Regions from separate parts of the Homo sapiens genome. Here regions 2, 3, 4 and 5 are each linked to region 1. Evidence: chromatin loops called from intact Hi-C (ENCODE). Cell type or tissue: heart right ventricle. All regions are shown on one strand.

Region 1 (5,000 bases):
CAAAACCACCAAAATATCCAATCAGCTTAATAAATTATGTTCAGTGCATTTGCCATAGTACTTGCCATTTACAAAGGATGTTTTTACACAAAATAGGGAAGAGCTGTGACTGGACATTAGGTGAAAAGGCACACAAAAGCCTATGTACAGAATAGTATCAATAATTCAACGTCCAGGTTAAAAAAAAAGGCTCATTTACCAAAATATTAACAAAAGGAGGTGAGTTTATGGCCGATTATAATGTTTCTGATAATTTTTTACATTTTTAAAAAGTTCTGTCATGGCCATGTACTAGTCTTGTAATGTTATTTTGGAAGCCATTTTTAATGTAGCCGGGCAGGAAGAGCCCTGTCGACAGTGATGTTGCTAAGCTGCCAGCAAACACTCTCCGTTTTCTTTCATGAACAGGACGAACATCAGGGGCTGTTGGACTGGAAAGGGCTGCCTTCATTTAACTCTCCCCGCCCCTGGTGAGAAAACCGAGATACAAGGTGGAGCCAGGCCTCCGTGTTCACAGCCGTCACTTTGGTGCAAGCCTGGCTGGCCTCTGCAACTTTGCCCAGTCTGGTGAGGAAAAGGAGCAAGCTCCCGCTGGCTGCACCTGGGCCCTGTGCTTTGGCCCTGTCATCAAATACCAGCGCGAGAGACCGTGAAGCTTGGGCTTCCTTGTCCCCAAACCCCGCCGCCTCTCAGGAGCATACGCGTCCCTACGGTCTCCCAGGAGAGAGTCTCATTTGTACTATCACCCAAACTTCTGCATTCCTCTGGATTTGTAAACTTTAGAGAGTATGAACAGCTGTAGCTTTTCAGCAAAAATGAACTCAGCCTCCAGTATGAGACAAACAGAGGTTACCAAGCTTAGACCTGCCTGCCAGCAGCTCCCAGCCTGTGGGTACAGAGAGAGTGCAACAAATAGTCTTCCACCTCCGACCTCTCCCTGCCTTCCCACCTGAGCAGTGGAGGGTGAGTTCAGGTGAGTCTGGCCAGGTGTGGGCCACAGGGACTCTTCCTCCTGTCATGTAGCAGAAAAAGCACTTGCTTTAAACAACAGAAGACATGAGTTTGCGAGAGCATTCTATCGTTTATGAATTCCGTGCCCGTGAAAAAGTCACAGGAACCTCAATTTTCATAGTGAGTAAGATGAAGTTTGGAGAGAAAGGCGCCTCCTGGGTAGGGGAATGCTTTGAGAAAAGGAGAGGAGAGCCAGGAGGTGGTGGTGGCAGACCCCCACGCCAGACCCCTCAGGTCTTTGTTGGGGGTTTCAGCCTTCAGGAAAAACGGCTGCATTTTTACATATAGAACTTGGGGCTCGGTTTTACAATTTATGTCAGTGAGTTCATGTACTATCACATTTCACATTCTATCAAATTTCATAGAGTTAACAAAAAATGTTTTTGGACATCTGGATGTTATGTTGTAAAGTGTGTGGGTCACAGGCTTGTTATAACCTGGGGGCGGGGAGGGGTCACACCTCCTCCTCCTCCCCGCCCCCTCCCCCCTCTAGGGTACAGGCCTGCAGCCTCTTGGGAATTCATGCACAGAAACTGCTTTGAAAAGTATAAAGTGCTCCACAAATTTGAGGGTGTGTGGATTCCCATAGTCCAACAATGAAACAATATATACCCAGGCCACTCTTTTATCAAAGAGAATGCCTTACTCGTCCTAAAGTGACAAGCCCTTAAAACATACATATATACTAACACATGTATGTTGTCCATTTGGTATTATGGTAAATGATCATCTCCCAGGATTTCTCATTAAAACCCTAGGCTAAAAGAAAGATGTTTTTCACAAAGATCTTGCAGGGCTGATGAGTTTATCTCATTCCTCCTGGCTGCATTTGCATCCACTGTTTCTGCAACATTCACTCCTTTAGTATGTATCTTTCTGCATGCGCCTTCCTGCCTGTCCCTGCTCGGATTTCTCACTGAGGGTGGCTGTCAGGGCCTAACACTGGGACCGCCTTGAGCCAGCCCAGCTGGACGAATTAATGTCTCTCCAGTAACTCAAACCAGCAATGACTTCATCTCAAAAATTTCTGAGTAGCACAGGTCACAGTGTGAGTGTGGACAAAAGTAATGGGGTTCCCAGAGAAGTTAAATGGCGGTGGGGAGGTGTAAGCCAAAAACTACAACTGGGATGAGAATTGGGGGGGGCACATCTGAAAAAATAAAATTTCCAGCAGATCTTCTTGGAACAGTGTAAGCTTTTTGGTACAATGAGATTTTTGTCCTAGTACAGCTGAGCACACTGACAAAGCAGCAGAATTGCAGTGATACGCGCCTACATTGTAAATAATAGAGTAATATTATGCTACACAGTAATACTGTGTAATATAGTCACATACACTTCACAGACGCATAAAGAAGGAAACAAAACAAAGATTAAAATAAAAGACAAATAAAATAAGTATATATAGCTGTTCCTTAAATGAACTAAACCAAGGGCATTCTAAATATTTATATGTTAAATAAAATCCATTTTCTAAATAGAAAAGAAACTGATAATCTTACCTTGTTGTTAACAGCAAAATAGGTGTGTGTGTGTGTGTGTGTGTGTGTGTGTGTGTGTGTGTTTTCATATTTCAGTTTGTTTCTGCCGACATGGCTTTTAAGGAAATATACTGATGCAGAAAATGAAAGAAGAATTTCAAGGCGTATATGAAAGGACCTGTCCTGAAGCTATTAAATTTTGTGCATAATATTTCGTTCAAGGTGATCGAAGGCGATGGTTGTGGACTCCACCAAAGGCAGGTGGGAAGCAGGCAGCAGAGGCCCCAGGGAGGGCCTGCCGGGCAGCCAGGGGCTTTGCTTTTGTTTTTTGTTTTCTTACCGTTCCTGATGAAAGTTGAAGATCATCCGCAATCACTTCCCATTCACAGCTAAGGAAAGAAATAACTTTGTAATGACTAACAAACTATATGGCAAGATCAGGAAAATGTAAGAATCCCACAGAGCCATGGCTGCTGTGGTGATCACGCTGTGTTTTTTTGGGGTGCAGAATCCTTGCCTTTGGACCTGGGAGACACTCCTCCCACGCTCCTCATTCTGGCCTCACCAGCTCCGTGAGACTCTTCCGTCTTCCCGGTTCCTCCTCACTTTATCCCTCTGTTGTTTCAACAAGGAAATGGGTCTCATTATAATCTTTCATCTCATTCTTCTCCTTGTCATGATGATGAGATAAAGTACAGAAGTCAAGAAGTGCCTTCCAGAAAAAAAAGGATTAGACTCCTTCCTTCATTTCAGGGTTTTTCTATAATGAAAGATACAGTTAAGCCTGTTAGTTCTATCATGACAAAACAAACATGAAATTTGGAAAAGTTTGATTCAGTTTTTCTGTTTGTAAATTCTTTTGAGTAGGTTGGCTGCTATGTTTGGTTTGGACTTCAATGGACAAGGAAAAGGGAAATAATTCCAATTTTATTTAGCAGATTTAAAAATTAAAGTATAGATACTTGCATGTACTAAAAACAGAAAAAGTTATATTTTGAGAAAATGGATTTTGTTATAAATCAGCTATCCAGAAAAACTAAGAATACCATGGCTTTTAAACCATTACAGAGCTGAGGGATTTACCCACTGAGGTATTATTTTAAAGGGAAAACAAAAACTCAAGTGCAATGGTTTAGGTCAATAAACACTGCACTTTTCCAGGCAAGGCTTGTGAAGAACTTCCTGTAGCTTTCCACAGCGCGAAGGGGACGTGCAAGTTCACATCTGCACACCTAAATGTGAGCCTCCTATGAACGATGCTCTCAGAAAGAGTCCCCCGGCTGGCAGAACAAAGGCCAGGTCCAGGGGTTACTTACAAGGCTCCAGTGATGGTCATCCTAGAGCCAGAAACCGTCTGCTGGAGAAGCCCAGGTAGTTCCAACCATCATCTCACCTTGCAAAGCCACCAGATGCCACAGCGGGCCCCTGGCCGTGCAAGCTTCTAGAGAAGCTGGAAGGACCTGGAGGAGCGGAGGCAGGGCTGTCCTTGGCTCTGCTCGGATCTGCCAGGGAAGGCTTCCTCGGGTGAGGAAGAGGCACGGGGACCTTGGAGAGGCCAGGGGCTACTTGTGGACACTTCATTTTTCTAGTCTGCCAGGTCCTAGAAAGTAGAGCTGGCCAGCCAGGACACTCTCTCCTGCAAAGCCCACCCAGGGGTCGCCAGGACCCACTGGATGGCCATGCAGTCATGGCTGAGCCACATGGCCAGACTGACCAGCCAGGGGCTGGCAAAAGGCCATCAGAACATGAGTGCAAACATCAGGTACATTTTCAGAACACAAAACTTTATCCTATCTTTAATCAACACCACAGTAAAAAAATATTTATTCTTTAACAGCCCACCCTCTTTGTTCCAGCTACAAGTCAGGAGCAGACGCCTGACCCTTGGGGAAATCTCCTGGGTGGGACCCCTCTCTGAGGGCTGGGCTCCCTCCCCCACTAGGGCCCTCCAGAGACTGCCAGCCCCAGGCCTGCGCCAGCCTCCAACCCCCGCCCCCTCCCTCTTCAAGCCCTACTTCTCTGCCGGATCTACTTGCTGCAGGAGGCAGACATCCCATGGTGGGAATACCCGCAGGCCAGTGTGTGCAGCGACGTAGTGCTCAATACTTGGATGGCTCACCTTCCTGCCACGGAGGTTTAGGGCCAGGGGAAGCAGCTCAGCCTCAGTGCCTGGGCTTCCCAGAAGCACCCCGCTCGGACATCCAGCCCAATGCGCCTGCTGCTGGCCTCGGGGACAGGCTGTTGAGGACAGGCTGCCAGGCCTGAGCAAGCCTACGGCACCAGCAGGCTCAGCACAGGGCTGGGAGTGGGTGGGATGGGAAGTGAGTCTTCAGAGAGGGAGAGGGAAGGAACTAGAAACAACCACTTAACATCTATGTGGAGCCTGGGAGCATTTGTGGAAGTCATCCCCCTTACTGTTGAAAAGATGCAAATTTGGTGAAATAATCAGCTGTATGGCTCCAGGCTGTTTCCCAAGTACCCTGATTCCTAACAGGAGCGAAGGTATTA
Region 2 (5,000 bases), 390 kb before region 1:
CCTGCCTGTCTGAGAAGAGAAACAGCTGAGTGACTGACATCCTGGGGCCGTGGGCTGGCAGGGCCCTCACCTCTCTATAAGACTGGACTCCCACCAGACGTCTTTGCAGGAGTCACCGTCTCCTCCGGAGGTGCCGCCTTCAATTATCAGCATCCAAGGCCCGCCCACTCTGTCCAGGAACCAGGGCCTGACTCAGGGACCCGAGAGGCAGAGGCTGGTTTCTTGTTTTCCTTCAACGAAGTCAGCCAGCTTAATCTCACCTTGCCTACATCACAGAGAAGATAGGACAGATTCTGGGGACATCCCGAAATTAACTGTGAAGTGTAGACATTTGCTATTGAATAACTTAAACATTAATGTAATTTAGGCCACATGGCTACTGAGCTTTAGAATTTATAAAGCCTCTCTCTGCAGATGAAAATGTTCATTTAACCAAATGGAAAAAATATTTTTACATGTCTCATGTCCATACAAGATTTATGAAGCCCGTGTTTTTATTTATCAAAATGTGTTGTCATGTGGCCAAATTCACACTTTAAGACTAGGCAGCAGGTGCTCAAACACTGTCAATTCAAAGGTGCTGGAAGGGACCTCGCTCAAATTCCTTGATATTGTTTGCCTGTGTCCCCACCCAAATCTCATCTTGAATTGTAGTTCCCATCATCCCCACAGGTCATGGGAGAGACCAGGTGAAGATAATCGAATCATGATGGCCGTTTCCCCCATCCTGTTCTCAGGATAGTGAATGAGTTCTCACGAGATCTGATGGTTTTATAAGGAGCTCATCCCCCACTTCGCTGGGCACTTTTGCCTCCTGCTGCCGTATGAAGAGGGACGTGTTTGCTTTCCCTCTGCCATGATTGTAAGTTTCCTGAGGCTTCCGTAGCCCTGCTGAACTGTGAGTCAATTAAACCTCTTTCCTTTATAAATTACTCAGTCTCAAGTATATCTTCATTAGCTGCATGAGAACAGATTAATACACTCCCCGTGAACTACTCTAAGGAGAGAGCGGGTCTCCACGCGGCCTCGGTGTGTGCTCAGAACTTCTGACACTAGCAACCTGGCAGCCCAGCCCGGCGGGGTTCTGTTCTCTCTGCTGCATGGTTTAGCGTGTGGTCATAGTGTGTGTAGGATGGAGACTGAAGGAATCATCCTTCACGCTGATTCATCTGGAAGAAAAGCCAAGCCCTAATTTTTTAAGCTGAGGGCTCCATGTGTTTATGTATTTAGCACCTCAAGACAGGAGGAAATAATTAGTGGTTTGAGAACACGTTAACAAAAAGCAAGAGCTCTTTCAACCTTCGGGCTCATAATATACGTAATTGTAAAGTAACAAGCATACCAGAAGGAAACAATACTCTTTTGTGATGGGGAGGTTACCCCTCCACCCACCTCCTATACCCCGTGGGATAGCCACAGCATGGACTTCCTGTTCTACCCAGAGCCATAACCAGACAGCTGAATTCATGTATGGTTCCCAGGACAACAGTGGAGAGGGTGCATTTCTTACCTGGGCAAGGCTGGGAGGGATTCCCATAAAACATCATTTTATTTAATTTGAAGTTATTTTCTGGCAGGCTTTTCTTCTAATTTGGAACCTAATATTTAAACAACCATTGCTTAAAACACAAGCTGGTGTCAGAATTTTAAGGTGATGACAAGAGTAGAGCAGCTCTGGGAAAAAGAGAGGTAAGAAGTTCGGTTTTGGATTCCAGCCAAGCGATGGTCCTTTTACTTGTTTATCGATTATGTGTTGGTTCCCAAGGTCGACGAGGACTTGGCGACACCTGATTTTTATGTGGCATTTCACAGTGTTTCACTCCTCATCTTCAAGTTGGGAGGAATCAAATATTTCCCTATTAAAATTTGTTCTTCTACTTAGTGAATTTATGAGAATGAGAATAAAAATGTACTGGATAATTTTCAGCTCTTTGCAAAAAAAAAAGCCCCTTTAGCGTTGCTGTTGAATTCGGCAGCCGTGGCCAGAGGGACTGGGGAAGGGAGAGGTGCTTCTGCTGCCTTATTCATCTCCCCAGGGAAACGGAGTTGCTGGATGCCATAATGAAGGGGCTTTGTTTTTAAGAAGTCGAATGAAAACACTAGATGGTCTTGATAGATGAGCAAATATTTTGCAGGACATTTATCTGTTTACTTTGCAGTAACCACAAAGCGTCTGTAGGGGGAGTTTTCTTATTACTGTTTTTGAGTTACTAAACGCAGAAAATAATTTCAGGGTTTTCTCCCTTTCGTAACTAATTTGCAGTTAGCTATGTTTGGTACTGAGGGTAAAATATTTTTGCACAGACAGTCCTTGCTCCTGTTTCGAAAGGCTGGTCTCGGTGCATCTACGATTGCGGCGAATGACAAGAAAACTTCTGTGGGCATCAGAGGGTTTCAGAGAAACACGGAAAAGTGGAGGACGTTTAAAAATACATTTTGCACATCAGCAAGGTCAGGACTAGGGTGCAGGCAGTGAGGTGCCTAGGTTGCAAAATTTAAGGAGGTTGGGAGTGAGTGCCTGCTGAAATTATAGGCCCTAGGTGCTCCCTGGCCTCCCCCTCCTCCCAGCCCGGGGTGCCAGACATCCAAACTCTGGCTGGCATCCAAGTCCAGCTAAGGGCCCAGGGAGGGTGCGGAGCAGGTAGAAGGAAAGCAGATGCAGGAGTGGGCAGGGGAGGGACAGGGAGGAGGTGCTGGCTCCTCAGGCTCTGCTCTCCTCTGAAATATGGCCTGGAGAAACGGGAGGGAGGCCAAAAGGGAGCCGTAGTCCCAAGCTAGAACCCATGTTTCCATCGGATGAGCCGTGACCATGGGCTCCTGGCTGTCTCTGCCATCTGCCTGATGCTGCTCTAAGAGGCAGAGCAAAGGTGCTGGACAGCGAGTCCATTTAAGTGGGGAGAATAAGCAGGTGGCTGGGGTCTGGTTTTCGGCAGGTGGCCAAAGGAAAGCAGGAGAGTTCCAGGCCTGGGGACTCCACTTAGGACAGGGGACCACCTGGCGGAAATGTCAGTTGCCAGCAGAATGGGACCTGAGGGGAACTCAGCAGGTCTCTCTGATTGTCCCAGGGTGTCTACCTGGATCCTGCTCCATCAGCAGCATGTGCAGGGGCCTGGGGCTCTCCCGCCCGGAGGGACCGTGCTGGGTTCATTGCTGTTGAAGGCTTGCCCCAGTATGCCGAAGCAAGTCTGCAGTGAAACCTCAACCAGTAGAAGGAGGGACTCTGCAAAGTCACCTAACCAAGGACGTGGCCCAGGGAAGGGAACAAATTGAGGCCATGAATGTAATTGACCATATACATGTGGGCAAGGATGAGGAAACAGCGGTGCTCTTATACTCTATAGGTGAAAATATAAACTGGAAAAATGGTTTTGAAGGCAATTTGGCAATATCTGTCAAGATTTGAGAAACATGTCCATTGCAAAGAACTTAACCTATAGATAGGTTTACAAAAACACCAAGAGATATGTTCACTGAAGAATGGTTTGTTAGAAGGGAAAACATTCAAGTAAAGGAACAAAATGAAATTGATCAGGGACTGTTTAAATAAAATATAATATATACATAAATCAGAAAATGAAAGGCCATCAGAAAGGTTGAGGCAGATCTCCATGTGATGACATGGAATGATATTTGCAGTATTTGTTTAGTGAAAGCAAACTAAAACGCAGTGTGTTTAATATTATCTTATTTGTATAAAAACTAAAGGATATGCTTATAGGTACAAAATGAACTGTTGACAGTAGTTGCTTCTGGAAAATGAGACAAAGTGGCTAATGAAAAATAGATTATAGGTTGACTTTCTATTTTTGTCTTTCTTGATTCTTGATTAATTACTTAACGTATATTACTTTTCTAATCAAAAACAAGTTTTGTAATGATTCTGTATTTGTTTTTAGGCTTCAGACATTTAGAAAAAAACAGTTTCTTGGGACCTTGGGATGTTTGTTTTAGAAAGCCACATCTCAGGCTACAGCTGCTGTGTGATTTGGAGAGTTGAATTCAGTTAATCTACAAAAAAAGGAGATGTTTAGTAAGCAAGGAACTGGCCCCAAATTCCACATAATTTTAATTTTCAGGTGTTCCACTTTCCAGTTATCATATTTGACATCTTCTCTCAATGTACAGAATGGAGAATGCATTGCAAAGGACAAGCAGAGGGTCAAGCAGTTTCATGGTTCCAATGGGGCTCACAGATTCTTTGTGCACATCTTTCTTTGGTGCTTGTGAGACTCCAGACAAAATGCACAACACAAAAGGTGGCTCCTGCTCGCTTTCTCCACTTCCTCATGCCTAGCCGCTCCCTGGCCACTCCAGAGATTCCTCCCCAACAGCTCGTTGAAATGGTTCTTTCATTGTCAACTTGCCCAGGCCAGCTGAATGGTTTTCTTCTGATTTGATCAATTGGCAGCAGGCAAAGTGGTTATCACTCCCTCTTTCTTGAAATGTTTGCTTTTGGTATTTTTGCAACCACCTCTCTCAGTTTTTCTGCATTTTTGTGGCTCATTCTTATTCCCTTTTGTTATTGCTTGCTTCTCCATGAACTTCCACAGAGCGGAGCTCTCCAGCAATCTGTCCTGGGTCCTCTTCTCCACATACTTGTTTCTTCTGATGTATCCCACCCAGTCTCATGGCATTGAGCCTCCTCTGTGCTCTGATGATTTCAAACGTGCTGTTGCTTTTCAATCTCCAGCCTAGCCTAGACTCTTGGATGAGATTTATTTCTTCAGTTTCCTGTTCATCGTCTTCATTTAACAGGCATCTCAAACTTAGGATGATGACAGAACTGTAGATTTCCCCAGTCTAATCCCTCCACCTCAGCTTCTCCCTTTCTCAATAAATAGCAGCTCCATCTACCCAATTTCTCAGGTAGAAAACCCGGCAAATATTCTCAGTTTTTCTTTCTTCTTAATACGCATATATATACTCTTAAACATTTTTATTTCATCTACTTTCAAAATATGCCCTGATTCTGGTGATAGCTCAATATCTCCACTGGCTCT
Region 3 (5,000 bases), 110 kb before region 1:
CTCTAACAGAAAATTATAATAATATGACAATGATTCACTTCCAGAAAGTAATTTGAATCTGTGCCAATGAGGAATGCCTGCCAGACTGCATTGCACTTGTCTTTCTTCTGCCCACCACAGCAAATTCAGGTCAGATAATTAGCACTCATCTTTATGCCTTATGCTTTCTGAATTTCTGCAGTACTATGAGTAGGAGGTAAAAGTTCTGAAACGTTCCATGAGGTTGTTGTTGCCATGGAAACCACTCCCTTGGAATGCTCATACTTATTCCCAGTTGTTGAACAGCAGAAGATGCTCCAACCTAAATACTGAGAGTCTTAAAAGCCAGGCGGAAGGCTGGAGGGTGCTGGGGAAGTTCAGGCTGTCCCCAGAAGGTGACTGTGAGGATAAAACAAATTAGGAAGGAGGAGGACAGAACCCTCGTTCTGCTCCCTGACAGGTGATGGGACTCAGACCCTCACACCTGTCCTTGTAACATGTCAATCAGGGAGCTCCACGCCCAGCCTCTATGCTGGGATATGATCTTCCACCAGTGAGAGGCTTGCCTGAGCTGGCCTGACTGCTTGTAACTCCCTCCCCTGCAGCTGACTGGCTGTATAACCTTGGGTGAGCTGCACCCACTCTCTGGGCTTCAGACTCTGCACCTCTCTAGAAATGAAGGCATTGCTTCAGCTGTGCAACAGAAGGACGGAAGTTCCTATGAATGGCTGCTGGGTTTGAGGCCTTCTCTTGTAGTGGATAAAGCAAAAATATCCTACGAGGTTAGGTTGGGGCTGCCCTGTCTGTAGAAAGAAGCTTGCAGGAGTGATGATAGCATGAGGTCTTTGTTCAGATGTTGCAGAGAGGTGGTTGTTTTGACCGTCTTTAGTTGGTTTCACAGGAAACCACTATCAGTAAATTTCCCATTTGACTTTAGATCATTTCTAATAACATTGTGAAGAATAGGGACAGTGAGAAAGATGAGGCCATTTCAGTCCTTGTAACTGGCTTGAGAGAAGGGCTGATGGGTATATCTATACCTCTTCTAAAGATGAAGAGACAGAGGTTCAAAGAAGCTCAATGGCAGTGCGTCACAAGAGGCTCATGTGCCCAGGCCTCCAGTTCTTCCCAGCTCAGCCTTGGGTTTCACACGCTCTCAATTTGAAAGGAAAAACACCCACCCAGTTCTCAGTTACCCCATTTAATTGCTAGGAGAAGTGTATAGGTTTTAACTTGAATCTTAGTCCCTTCTAGCTTGTGGGGGACACTGCCAACAGCGAATTTAATTGTTCTGGGGAGGCATGAATGTGTGTTAAGCTTTTAAGACATATTCTTGCTAAGTGAAATGTAAAGAGAAAGTCTTTGAACCTGCCCTCCAGGCTGGAGAGAGAGTACAAGGCCAGCCTGTGGCAAAAGCACAAAGACAGAAAAGGATGAAGAAAGAGAAGCCCTCTCGGAGGAGGACGTGTTGGAGGCAGAATGCAGCAGTTCCCATAGGCAGACCGTCCAAGAGTAGAGGGAGAACGGGGCAGGTGGATGCTGTCTTAGAGACAAGCCATGGGGGCTTCTGGGTTCTCTGTTCCAAAACAATGTGGGTAGCCTTTTTTGCACGCTTCCTTTCAATCAGTTGCACCCGAAACTTCACAAGAGCAAAGAGGCTGACAGTTTCTATAGGAAAAGCTACTTCTTGAACAGTTTCTGAAAGTCTCATTTTAATGTGGAGATGGGAACTTGAGTGGGTATGAGAACAAGAGGGCAGGGAACAGTGCAAAGTTTAAAGAAAAGCGAAACGGCCCTAAAACATGCATATGACTGATCCTAACTGGAGCATATTTTCCTTGAATTTAAAGTCAACTTATACGACCTTCATGCTGGACTACACAGTGAGTATCACAGGCTATGTGGGTTTTGTTTCTGATTTTTCAAGCTCTAAGTAGTTCATTCATATTTGGGAACAAAATATCCCCATTTTAAAATTGATTTGTAAATAAAGCTGACTGCAAACCCATTTGGAATTCAAGCCCTTTCATTTGATACAGAATTAAAAAAACAGAAGTCGGCCAGTAGCCATCGGTTGGGATGAGTTTCAGGTTTGTTTTTGTTTTTGCTTTAAAATATAGTGCAAAATAATTTGAAGCAAAATTCCCAGGAATATCATCTGGGGCAAAGACAATCGAATGCTTAATGAAGTCTATTCCTGAGCCTGCTATTTTTATCCCCCGTTCATCTTTGCCAGTGTCATCTCCCGGAGCAGCAGGCGGTGGCTGGGACGGCAGCACAGAGAAAGCCCGGCACAGGCTCCGCTCAGAGCCTCAGGATGTGGGGAGGCTTCTACAGATGACCAGCTTGGTGGCGTCATCATCCCCACCTGGAGGTGTTTCTGGGCTGGAACAGAGACACACCCCAAGACATGCCAAGTTCCTGTCTAAGGAACAATCTCCAGTTCCTTGGCAGATTGCTAATAAATATTTCCAGTAGGAAGGAGACCTTATCTGGAACCAAGAGGCATGTCTGTAAGAAACTCTTATGAAGTTGTCGGGGTTCAAGTTGGCCTTCCTGTTGTTCAACCTGGTGGAGAATGTTCCTGTGGGCCTTGGCAGCAAGTCAGCATTCTTCGTTGGCATGGAGTCCTAGGAAAAAGAGGTACGGGGCACCTTGAACACACCGGGCAAGCAAAGAAGAATGCACGCGTCTCCTCTCTCCAGGAAGGGCTCCTTTCAGAGACACGCTTTGTAGCTCAGCTGTTTGGGGGCCGTGGCAGGCACCTGGGCCCTGGTCACACAGTGGCTGTGGAGCCTGTCCCTGTCCCTTGGGAGCAGCCTGTGCCTCCAGCTCTTCAGCCTTCCGCTGCTCCCACTTGCTGGCTGTGGCTGTGGCTGGGTGGCATTTGTTTTTGTCCCAGGGCTGCTGCTGCCAGCCAGCAGGTCTCTGATGTCACCAGCCGCAGGTCTAGGGGTCACCCTAAAAACATGCGCCTCACTGACCCCCTTACAGCTCCTCTCCTGAGAAGGTTTCTGGGTGCATTTATCCATATGGGGAGCCTCCCCGGCAGGCCACAGGGGAGCAAGGAGAGATTCCTTCCTGGTTACCCACCCAACCATGCTTCATGCTCCAGACCAAGTAGGTTTTCTGGGTCCTAGTAAAGTCTTCCAATTCCCCCAAGCTGTGAAAGCCCAGAGGCGGCTGTCATCTTCTGTGCTGTGGCTGTTTCCAAAGCCAGGGCCGCTGTGGGACGCTCTCCCCTGGTTTGCTTTTCATCGGAAGCGGCTGCAGCTCTTCTGGGCTTTACCGCCGCCGGGGCCCTCCTATTTTCTTCACCATATTGAAAAGGCATTTCCTAAATTCATAATGTTTTAGACACATTGTGGTCTCGGGATTGAATTGTGAAGTCTGCATGGACGGGGGTCTGGCCTGCCCTTCAACTCTGCCCCCATTTCCTTAAGGAATTGGTGAATGCAGATACTCTACTTTTATATTTTGACAGCTGCCTGTGTTTTCTCATTTGATTCTCATAACCCTGGGAAGTAAGTAAGGCCAGAATTTTTATTCCCATTTCTCAGATAAGGAAATGGAGGTTAGAGAAACATGAATGAGGCACATTTGCCATGCAACTTAGCACCTGGAACCTGACCTCAGGATTCTGAGTTCTAGCACAGCCTTTCTCCACTCTCCAGGCTCTCCACCCTGAAGCCAGTCGCATATCACCCCAATAAACAGTTACAACGCCTCTGCCAACACAGGATCCCAAATTGCTGCCTCCGCCTCATCATCTTTCCCTTCTAGGCATGAGACTTTCCAGAAAAGGGCACAGATGGACAGAGCATCCTATGGTTCTGGAACCAGATGTATAATCTTAAGTCTGTTTTTTCCCCCTTTCAGAATTAGCATTCCTTTATCTCATTCCTAACTATTCAGTCAAGTGTGTTAAATGCTGCGTCCCAATGCTTGTGTGCGTTTAGTGGCTGGACATAGGCCCATAGCCTTCAGCAGCAAGAAGGACCATGTTGCAAGGTCCACAACAGCCGTGAAGAGTGAAAGATGGACAGGAAATGTCAGCCTCCCTAGCGACCCCTGAAAGTCCTCAGGAAGGAAACTGGACTTTCTGCAACATTTCAGTCCAATTTTTTTTTTTTTCTTAAAGCAAAGGGAGCCTCCAGGAAGCTGGACATCTGGGGACCTTTGGGTGACCTTAGTCAGTCTTAGCAGTTTGAACTTCATCTTCTGAGTTCCCCCTCTGGGCAATGGGGAGCAACCCATTGCTGCTCAGCTATGGCCGCAACAGATCCAGATTTCTGTCTGGGGTCTCTCCACTGGCAGAGGGAAAAGGGAGAAACAGGTGAGGTAGCAGGAAAAAGGCCCAGAAGGAAGAGAAAACCCAGTGAGAAAGTGGCAAGTCACTGAAGCAGGGAGGCTGCAGGCCGCAGCAGGAGGGCGCCACCCTGAGAATTCTCAGGAATCCATAGACTTGGACATTGACCAGGGAAGGGGGTTAGGCAGAGGGTGATAGAGGTTTCTGGAGGCTTGGCTGGGTATGCTCCCGACCCGGTTGCCTGGAGAGCAGGGTCACAGGTGGTGCTGCTTTGGTGAGAGAGCTTTCCAGAGGTGCCCCTGTGAACCCTGAGTGCTTCTGGTTGTGTCTGTCCTCTTTGTTCTGCAGGATGCTCTTTTCTTCCTCAGCCTGCGTCATCCTGGAAGAGACACCTCAACCCAGCCCGACTCCAGAGGAGTCCTGGGGGCTCTGCTGACCGTTGCAGTGCCTCCACCAGAAAAATGTTAGGTGACAACGTTGCAGGTGGATAGAAACCTCCATCCCTGAGTGAGTGAGGGACGAGGGGAGCCCAGGGAAGTGCCTGGTTCTGCCTCCTCAGTCTGATCTTCTTGAAGCTGCCGGGTCACTGCTGATTTGCCTTCTGGCTGAAGGCATTGTCAGGATGAGAAAGAAGTGAGTGGCATACTCCGACAGTGCCACGGGGCAAGGACAGGTGTGGCAACGTGGAAGACTCCTGTGAAACTCACTGAGA
Region 4 (5,000 bases), 97 kb before region 1:
AGATCTACTCTCTTCTCAATCATTTCAATTCACAGACAGGGAAACAGAGGCCTGGAGACGGGGAAGGGGGCACCAGCAGCTTCCCATTGTCACACTGAGATTGGTATGGCCAGCTCAAAACTCAGACCTCTGTGCTCTGGAACAGCAGTCTCCAAGTGCGGGGTGAAGAAGCTTCAATGGGTATGGGAAGAAAACATTAAAATTTCTATTTATAATTTTTGCAACTCATGGTTTTAGAATTTGTATTTTGTGTATGTTTTATAAAGCATACCATACAAGACATATCTACTAATATCTATCTATCTGTTTATCTGTCTATCTATCATCTATCATCTATCTATCTATCTATCATCTATCTATCATCTAACTATCTATCTATATCTATCTATCATCTATCTATCATCTATCATCTATCATCTATCTATCTATAATCTATCATCTATCTATAATCTATCTATCATCTATCTATCATCTATCTATCTATCATCTATCTATCATCTATCATCTATCATCTATCATCTATCTATCATCTATCTATTGTCTATCATCTATCTATTATCTATCATCTATCTATCATCTATCTATCATCTATCTATCTATCTATCTATCTATCTATCTATCTATCTATCATCTATCTACTTAAAAGCACATCCATATACTCACACCGAGGGTAATATTTTGCTGACGGAAGTGTGATTGAAGTGTTTGGTGACCAGTGTCACCTGTTTATTGTGGGTAGGTGGGTTTGAAATTACTATCAAACCTGTCTCCTGTTGTTTAGTATTGAAACCTGTTTCTCCAGAGTTGGGTGCCTAGAACTGGGGACATACAAGTTGCTGCTGCTGACCATATCTAGAAGGATGGAAGGCAGCTAGACATTCCATAGGCCAACTGGTTTGCATAGAGGAGGTACGACTGCTTCTGAATCTCGTCTCACCTATAAGCATCCCAATACACTTCTATTTCATGTGGTCAAGATCATTCCCCAGCCAAGGAGATGAGGTGCCCCCAGCTGGTTGCTTGTCAGTCACTGAATCCCTTGGGCTCTCTCTGTGTCCCGATTATTGCCGTTGCCTGGCCTGGGTGTTGCCTGGCCTGGATGTTGCCTGCAGGAATAGCCGGAGGAGGCTGCTCACCCATCAGTGCTAGCTCTCCAGCCCAGCTGCCTTCCACTGGTTCCTGGATACAGCATGTCATATCCCCACAGCAGGCAGAACTCAGAGGCCAGGAACAGGTTATTCTCAGGAAGGCACAGCTCAGACTCCATACCTTTCTTCTGGCTGGGCCCAGAGGCACTTCTCACGCATTCCTTGGCTCCAGTAAGGGTCCTGAGGACACAGCAGTTAGACTCAAAGCTCATCTTGAGTCTAGGTTTCCACATCTGACTCAAAGCTCTTTAAAGTGGCTTATGCAATTTTCCAGCTGAAAACTCGGGCCACCTCAGACTCCACCAGCAACAGAAGTTGAGAAGGCTAACTAAGGACCTTGAGGTGCTCAGTGCTTTGCATTCCCACTGCCAGTGACAGTCACCAGTGTTTCTCCCTTACATTCAGTCCTCACGTTCATGTCCCCAGCCCAGTGCCAGCCCAGCAAGTGAGCCAGTGTTTTCGCACACATGGAGATGCCTCATAGCCAGGGTGGCCTTATGACTGATCTTCTGAACTGGGACATTTGGGAGCACTAAACTGATTAAAGCAGGTGAATAAGCATAAACTATAGATGTGCCAGAGTCCCCTACTTAGAGGAGACTGTATGGGCCACCAAGGCAAACCACTCACTTGTGCTGGGAGTAACTTGGGCCCATTTGCAGATGGTTCTGTTTGCAAATGGCCTGTCTGGCTCTGTTCAAAATTCGAGTCCTTACCACACTGTGAAAGAGATCTGTTAGCCAAGCAAAATTATTGCTCCTTAAGGAAAGCTAAAATGTCAAAGTAGTGGACTCTTTACAAAGTCAAGCTGATATGGTTTGTTTGTGTCCTCATCCAAATCTCATCTTGAACTGTAGCTCCCAGAATTCCCTCGTGTTAGGGGAGAGACCCAGTGAGAGATAATCAAATAATGGGGGTGGTTTCCCCCATACTGTTCTCATGGTAGTGAATCAGTCTCACTAGATCTGATGGTTTTATAAGGGGTTTCCCCTTTTGCTTAGTTCTCATTCTCTCTTGCCTGCCACCATGTAAGACGTGCCTTTTGCCTTTCACCATGATTGTGAGGTCTCCCCAGCCATGTGGAACTGTGAGTCCATTAAACCTCTTTCCCTTTATAAATTCCCCAGTCTGGGATATGTCTTTATTAGTAGCATGAGAAGGGGCTAATATGCAAGGCATTTGGGTTCAGAGATTTTCTTTTATGCTTTAGTAAAAGGACAACACTTCTCAGGGAAATCTCACCTCACTGCAGTAATTTCAGTCCCCTGCAGTCAAAGCCAGCATTCTGGTGGCCGTTTCTGAGTTTTGCTCAGGTACCTCTGTAGCCACAGATGTGGCCTAACACAAGCAACCCTGGGTGCCCACACCAGGCTGCATCACACGGTCTATATTTTCTTTCTTTCTTTCTTTCTTTTTTTGAGACAGAGTCTCACTCTGTTACCCAGGCTGGAGTGAGCCTGTCTAATTTTTTGTATTTTTTTTAGTAGAGACGGTGTTTCACCATGTTAGCTAGGATGGTCTCGATCTCCTGACCTTGTGATCGGCCCGCCTCAGCCTCCCAAAGGGCTGGGATTTCAGGCGTGAGCCACCGTGCCTGGCCCACACGGTCTATATTTTCTAAGCCATGGAGCCCAGGCTCCATGAGATCACACTCCCGTGTTGATTTTAAGTGGGCATTTGAAATGCTTCTGCTGAGCTTCTGACTCGTGCTTTATCTCCAGCCCCCGCTCTGTGCTGCTGCGGGGTAGGTCTGGCCTGCGGCCTGTGGACTTCATTTAGCAGCCTCGGTCCTGCTGTCCAGGGGATCGTTGGCCCTGGGTCCTGACGCGGAGTTTAATACGTTCATAAACATGTTTTCAGTGATCCCTGCTCCCTGATATCTGGCATATTAACAAGTAAGTGCTGCTAGGGGAATAGAAACCAGAATTAAACCATCAGAGTCATATTTGGGGGGAAATCCTTTCCCTCTTCTGATTGCAGGCTAGGTTTTTTTAAATTTTATTTTATTTTAATAAAAAACAGAAGTGATGAATAGCTCCACCTTCTCCGGCACTAAGAAGGGGGTGCTTCAGATGCATGGAGTTCTCCTCCAGAGTTAAAATGTTGACAATCTGGGAAGCTTTTGTTTGTTTGTTTTAATTCCGGAAGCCAGTTTCAGATGATGAGGAAGAAAGGAAATGTGATACGGCTGAAAGACAAAAAGAACATATATACCAGACACAGATTTTAAAAAACAAAGCCCATCATTATACCATGTAGGAAGGTGAGATTTTTTTTTTTTCCAGAGAAGAACGTGTAAGTGGTCTGCCCTTGTCTGAAAACCTGGACAAGTGACACAGACTTTCCACCCATGGTGTTTTTAATTCCTCTGTCCATGTCACATTATAGGAAAATCACCTGGGTCTTAGAGAGGCAGTATCTATTAATTCAATTGCACTCATTGCGAAATACACATGAGGTATTTCAATCTGGCAAGGTATACACCATCCACCTTGAACAAAGGCCAATTTTTCGGTAACCAGAGCCACCAGAGGCCAGACTTCGTCAGAGCTTGAGGTTTAAACCCCTGTTTATTTGGGTATGGCACCAAACGAAGCATTTTCTTTATGTTCCAGCAGTTTCTGGAAAACCAGCTGTTCTAAATTTGGTTTAAAACATTTGTTAAAGTCACCAATAAATGAAAAGGAGAGGGAATCGAGCTGGCTTTGCAATAGGAAAAAGCTCTCACGTTTCCTTAAACAAGACGGGTTTTCCTTCTAGACTGGTTTTGTAGTTGGGCTTGTCTTTAGGGGATTGTTTCTGTCCAGGATTGAAGGGTTTTTCCGCTTCCATCCTCCACGCTCCAGCCCGGCCCAGCTGCCCCGAGGTTAGAGAGCTGAGGACCGCCTACGGCAGGCCAAGGGGGCGGGATCAGCCCAGCCCTCGGAGGCAAACTCAGCCCAGGGAGCGCGGAGCCCCCAGGCCAGCTGGGGGGCACATATGGCAGTGTCACCGGCTCCTCACCTGTGTCCACAGGTATCCAGGCTCCGGAGCTTTCTCACGGTGAAGGTGATTGAGTGAGCCGCCGAGCGGTGGGGACAGAAATCTTTGAGTGAGGAGCACTGTTCCAACATGGTATTGAAATCATTCGTCTGGAGTAAAACGCTGGCCTCTTTCTGGGCACGGCAGGGCCTAGAGCGACAGGACCTGCACTCTCTGAGACCGCCCTTGGTTCTCAGAAAGTGCGGGGCCGGGGGCCCCATCACCGGGAGGGGTGCTGCCCTGAAATGCTCTTTGCAGAAAGTTTCAGCCGTAACAAATGAGCACGCACCGCGCACCAGATCGCGGACTCCGGGATGGTGCCTGGAGGTGAGCAGATCTTCCTTCGCCGCACAAGCTGGAACAGACACACGGCACCTCCGAGGACATGCATGAACTGAGCGAAACGTCATCGTGGGATGGCAGCGTCTTGCTCCTGCACGCGGCACACACACCGCAAGGACTGAGGACTTTCTTTGAAACACCGCTTTTGAGTTCTGAACCACTGTGTTGAACAGAACGCCCACTTCCCGCCTCCCCTTCCCCCAGTCTCTGGCCCATGCTGGCCGCATCTCACACAGATGCCCTTCCCTCTTCCACCATCTGCGAGGCCCTCCGCCTTCAGTCTGTCTCACGTCCCAGGTGGGTCTGCTCTTGTCCCCTTGAACCCCAATACCCTGTTCCTACAGTGGACACCTCATTAACTCTTCCAGGTACAAATCTCTCCTCTCTGCTAGAGAGCAAGACCGTGTGGGTCCCACGGCCACCAGGACAGAAGTTATCCCTACAGAAGATTCAATGAGAGGATGTGGATTCCTTGCCACTACTAGAAAA
Region 5 (5,000 bases), 170 kb before region 1:
TGATGATGACCTCACTCATGGGGTAAATGAGCAGGTGTGTGGATGTCCTCTCTGCAACATCCACTGTCGCCAGAGGTCATCTCCGCAGCTTCAGGGAAAAGTAGGCTGAGATCAGCCACCCTCTAGAGGTCAAGGTCAGATGCATTTGGGAAACCTTTCAAGGAAAGATGTCTGGATTTGGAGGTGGGCCTGTAGCAAGGAAGGAGGTGCACCCCCCCGGGAAGAGCTTGAGTCCAGGCACGAACACAGGAAGGACATTCGTGGGGCAGGGAGTCAGGACAGACCAGCATCCAGTCCAGGAGCAAGAACTGGTGGCTGGAAATGCCTGAGGGGCCAACTTAGAACACAGGGAAGGGACTCTCTCCAGGAAAGGACGCCAGGTGTGGGAATGCTAACTCCTCTTGGCAGGTGGCAGGCTGCTAAGGAGCTGCTGGCTCATCACCCTTTGAAGTTAAGTTGAATACAGTGTATCACTTATCAGGAGGGTAGTAAAGGAAATGGGTCATCTTGGTTTGCACTACTTGATACCATCAAACTTCCAAGTTTAATATGGCATGAAAAAGCAAGGAACCATTGAGTGAAGCCCTTGCCCTCTGGGACCAACTTTCCCCTGCCTTTCAGGGTAGAAGTTAGCATCCTGGGGGCCCTATAGGCACAAGGCTCTCTGGCTGCTGGGTCCACCTGGAACTGCACCTCAGGGATGCCAGTGGATGGTGTAGGAGTGGATGATGTGCGTTTCCGAGTGACTTCCGCTCTTCCTTTTTGTCCGCCAGCTGCACATACAGTCTTAGTGTCTAGCATTCATGCTGTAGTTCCCTCTGTAAACACAACACACCAACCACCCACCTAGCAACCTTGGAAGGTCACCCAGAAAGCCACGTACTTGGGCAGTGTTGGCAGTGAGGAGCCAGGGCTACGGTCTGTATGGTAACAGCCCCATCACCGGCAGGACAGGCCACAGCCACATGGCAATGTGGTAGTTGGGGGAATATGGCAATATTCTGAAACGGCAGTTCTCCTAAATAAATAGCACATCAACTTACTTAAACCTAATCATAAATGGTACAAATTGGGCCCATGTGCAAACAGAAACCCGAGCCGAAGTCCGGAGTTAAAGCAACCATTGTTTCTCGCCTGACCTGGGCTGGGGGAAGCCTTGCGTGTCCGATTACATCTGCTAAAACGATTTGAATGCCAGCCCCGTATTTTAATTATAAATATATAAAAAAATTTTAATAAGACGGCATTCTGGGCTTTCTAAGCCTTTAAAATGCTCATTGGGGGTGGAGAAGAGAGAGGAGAATTCCATGTGCCCCAGACCCAGCGCCAGTGTATAATGATTGAATGTTTTCCTGTAATAAATTGAAAAAATCTGGTTTGTAAGAATGGATCCAAATCACTTGGCATTAGAAAGGTAATTCGTTACCTGGCTTCCAATGTACTGGATCTTGGTGAAGAGCTGCAATCACCAGAGAAAGGAAAGGGTACCAGAAGGAAACTTGTGCCTGGCCCCCACCCCTGCAAATTTCTACACCAGCCCTCCTTGCCTGGCCTCCCTCTGCCTTTTAGCATTTTCTCATCATTCCAGAACAAGAGGCTCTGCAGCTCAAAATGGGGAAAGGGGTTTCTCAGGACCCAAGCCAGCTCTTAACCACCTTCTTTGTACCTCTCCAAACCTCAGGCCTGCTTAATTATGATTAATTGCCACATGGATAATCAGATACAGTTTCAAAAGGTTGGAAATGACACTCCAAGGACACCAGGGAAGATACAACGTATGCCTTTGTTCGCAGGAAGAAATGGCAGGTCCCTTCCTCAGCCCCATAACCTTTTCTTATTTTAACAATTCCAAACAGAATTAATACCATCAGTATATCGTTCCCACTCCGGGGAATTGAACTTCAACTGTACAATTTCTGCAGCTGTCAGGGTTTTCCAACCTCCTGTCAATAATGCAATGTTGGGGTGTCCCTCTGCTGGAATGAAAGCAGTTTCAAGTTTCTGCTTTATGTCTGTGCTTTCTGGGTGGTGGGACATGATGAGAAAGTACAAAAAAAATAATAACAGCAGTAAAAAGCTTCCACTCTTGACTTAACTGGATCAAATGTAATAGACTTCAGTCTTTTCTTCTGATTTCCTCTGCTTGTTTTAGAAAACACTGTGAAAGTACAGGAGATTTTGTCTTGCCAACTCTTCCCTCCATTTAAAATCCCTTTGGCTAAGTCAAGGATCACAGTGTGTCATTTCCAGTCTAGCAGAAGTGTTGGGCCGTGCTCAGCTCTTACTACCAGGAGGCAGATCCCTCGGTTCCCGGCGCCAGTGTTGCTGGGCTTGGCTCCTGTCCCGGTATTGTTCCCCTCATTGCATTCCAGAGGGCCTCTCAGCCAGTTAATGTTTGCACTGGGAGGTCCAAATATCCAGCAATCAGCACTGAACTTTTCTCTTTTTGTTGAGAATTGCAGGTTTCAAATGCAATCTCTGGCTTTAAAGAAAAACTTACAGGTGAACACAAAAGCACTAATTTACATTTTATTCACAAACAATAATATTTGCAGCAGTTTCACCATGTGTGCTCATAAAAGAGTTTTAGAAGACGTCTGGCTTTTTTTTTTTAAGACTTTATGGTGGCTGGAATTGGTTTACCAATTTAAGGGCAGTCATTTCATTTATTTATTTATTTTTTAAAATCCTAAATAGCATAAAAGTATTTTATGCTAGACTGTGAACAGTTCATACATTCTGCATGGTTAATACATGTACTCACATGGGAAACAGCCATCAGAAATAGATAAACTAATTTGAACCAGTTTCAAGCACATAGCATTTAATTAAATCACATCTTCAGAATGGATTTTAAAGGTTGGGATTTTCAGAGCACAGGGGCCGCACACAGCATCTTGGCCGTGGTCCTGGAACGCTCTGCCAAGATGGCCACAACTCACGGGCCTGCGATTGGGACCAACATTTCATGCAGTTTTGCACAGGATTTCATGCCCAAACCCAGGGGACGTGAGCTTCTGACCCTCCCAGCGCAGCCAAGTGCTTCTCCGGAGGGCAGTGGCAGAGGTCTCTTAGTACGTGGGTCTTTCCAGTGGAGCCTGTGAAGGGAGGGCTCACCCCCCTTTCCTCACCAAAGCACCAGGAGCCATACCTGGGCCCAAGGTGGCTGAGGCTGTAGACCTTCCTTTCTCCCACCCTAAGGACCATCATTATCCAGGGCTTCAGCACAAACACTGCTGGGAAGTGGGAAGTGGGGTGCTGGCGAAGGGCTCAGAAAGCCCATGAGCCCAACGTCTACTGAGGATGCTGCCCTAGGATCCCAGGTGCCAAAGGGTTAGGCTGCCTGAAATAGACGTGCAGGCAGAGCACTGCCCTCCACCGACTTGGAGGACAGCCTGGCTGACCCTGCATGCCCTTTGAGACCATCAACCATGGATTTCCTGGCCCAGCTCTGGGCAGGAGAGTTCTCTCCTCCTGCCTTCCTTCCTCTGTCCATGGCCACTGCCACCACATCCTCTCTTCTGCTACCTCCGTGTTTTTCTGGAGCTCAAAGGGTAAGCAAAGACAGTCTTCTTATTCTCACTTGTCACAAACTGAAAAAGGAAAAGAGTCCTTTGTTAGGGGGCAATCACCCTCATGATGATTTTCTCCCATTCTTTTGAAAACCACAGCTTTAGGAAAATGACCACAACACCGCCTCTGACTTTTCTCCCAGAACTGCTTTTTCACTGCCTTTCTGATGCTGCCCTGCTCCTGCCCAGGTAGATGAGAGCAGTGTAACCAGTGTCACTTGCCGAGCTGGTGGCCATTCTTCAAGATGCAGCTCATTCGCCATGATGTTGGAAGGCCCGGAATGGCCCCCAGTAGAGTGAACGATGCCCTAGTGCTGCACACTCCTGGGCTGCGTCCCTCACCTGTGCATTATAGATCTATACAATCACGCACTGCATAACACTGTTTCTGTCAACTACAGCCCATGTGTATGAGAGTGGCCCCATAAGATTGTAATGGAGTTGAAAAATTCCTTTCACCTAGTGACATCTTGACGATTCTGACCCTGCGTAGGTCTAGGCTAATGTGTGTATTTTTGTCTTGCTTTTTCACCAAAAAAGCTTTAAAAGTTAACAAAAAAAAGTATAAATTTCAAAAATAGAAAAAAGCTTATATTCTTATTCTTATATTCTTATTCAAGAATGTAAAGAAAGAAAACATTTTTGAACAGCTGTACAAGGTGTTTGTGTTTTAAGCGAAGGATTATTACAAAAAATAAGTTAAAAATATTAAAAAATTCAATATTAAAAGTTAAAAATACTAAAAGATGTCAAAAAGTTAAAAATATTAAAACTTTTATAAAGTAAAAAGTTACAGTAAGTTAAGGTTAACTTCTTCTTGAAGAAAAATATGTTTTTTAGATATTTAATGTAGCTTAAGAGTGCTTATAAAGTCTACAATAGTATACAGTAATGTCCTAAGCCTTCACATTCACCAATTCACACTCTCCACTCACTGACTGACTCACCTAGAGCAACTTCCAGTTCTGCAAGCTACACTCATGGTAAGCGCCTATGCAGGTGCACCAGTTTTTATTTTTTATACTGTGTATTTTCTGTATCTTTTCTATGTTTAGACACATACACATACTCATCATTTGCCTGCAGTGTTCAGTATGGTAACATGCAGTACAGATTGGTAGCCTAGGAGCACTAGGCTCTACAATATAGCATAGATGTGCAGTACGCTGTGCCATGGAGGTGTGTGTAAATACACTCTGTGGTGTTTGCACAAGAGCAAAATCAGCTAATGATGCAGTTCTCAGAATGTGTTCTCGTCATTAAGTGACATGACTGTGCTCACCCTCCATACCCACCTCCTTGGATGGTGGGCTCCTTGAGGACAGGGCCCATTTCTTCATCACCTCCTCTTTCTTTCTTCCTCTTCACCCTCATCCAAGGACTAGTCAAGAAATTCAGACCAGAGAAAGCCTTCAATCATGGTTTGGT

What was found. Peaks named below come from ENCODE experiments on the same cell type or tissue, not always from the same donor. Only the 100,000 strongest peaks of a DNase experiment are listed, where the experiment ranks them.
Region 2: a loop joins it to region 1, with 3 times the contacts of the local background. A loop is called at or near these places in 5 of 110 quality-filtered maps.
Region 3: it touches region 1 in a loop (2.2-fold over the local background); 7 of 110 quality-filtered maps call a loop at or near these places.
Region 4: a loop joins it to region 1, with 4 times the contacts of the local background. A loop is called at or near these places in 8 of 110 quality-filtered maps.
Region 5: a loop joins it to region 1, with 3 times the contacts of the local background. A loop is called at or near these places in 3 of 110 quality-filtered maps.

Annotation. Positions count from the first base shown.
Region 1 is chr10:129,021,272-129,026,271 of GRCh38, forward strand. No RefSeq gene overlaps it. Among named protein-coding and RNA genes, the nearest start is that of LINC02667, 110 kb to the left of the region's middle. RefSeq lists an enhancer at 620-1,119. In heart right ventricle, no CTCF peak of the experiment used is centred here; DNase peaks (open chromatin) are centred at 529 and 1,970; H3K4me3 peaks cover 304 bases; H3K27ac peaks cover 3,729 bases; H3K27me3 peaks cover 933 bases.
Region 2 is chr10:128,629,783-128,634,782 of GRCh38, forward strand. No RefSeq gene overlaps it. Among named protein-coding and RNA genes, the nearest start is that of LINC02667, 280 kb to the right of the region's middle. RefSeq lists an enhancer at 1-262. In heart right ventricle, CTCF peaks have their summits at 2,182 and 4,540; a DNase peak (open chromatin) is centred at 4,569; H3K27me3 peaks cover 836 bases.
Region 3 is chr10:128,912,544-128,917,543 of GRCh38, forward strand. It overlaps LINC02667 (long intergenic non-protein coding RNA 2667), which reads left to right and starts at 290. Exons shown (of 5, transcript NR_148990.1): 1 at 290-374; 2 at 1,830-1,862; 3 at 2,216-2,353; 4 at 2,458-2,622; 5 at 3,654-3,728. In heart right ventricle, no CTCF peak of the experiment used is centred here; DNase peaks (open chromatin) are centred at 2,338, 2,630, 3,233 and 3,966; H3K27ac peaks cover 2,253 bases; H3K27me3 peaks cover 851 bases.
Region 4 is chr10:128,923,967-128,928,966 of GRCh38, forward strand. No RefSeq gene overlaps it. Among named protein-coding and RNA genes, the nearest start is that of LINC02667, 14 kb to the left of the region's middle. In heart right ventricle, no CTCF peak of the experiment used is centred here; DNase peaks (open chromatin) are centred at 2,895, 4,055 and 4,470; H3K27ac peaks cover 2,140 bases; H3K27me3 peaks cover 313 bases.
Region 5 is chr10:128,852,856-128,857,855 of GRCh38, forward strand. No RefSeq gene overlaps it. Among named protein-coding and RNA genes, the nearest start is that of LINC02667, 57 kb to the right of the region's middle. In heart right ventricle, no CTCF peak of the experiment used is centred here; DNase peaks (open chromatin) are centred at 1,006, 2,316, 2,928, 3,336 and 1 weaker place; H3K27ac peaks cover 2,580 bases.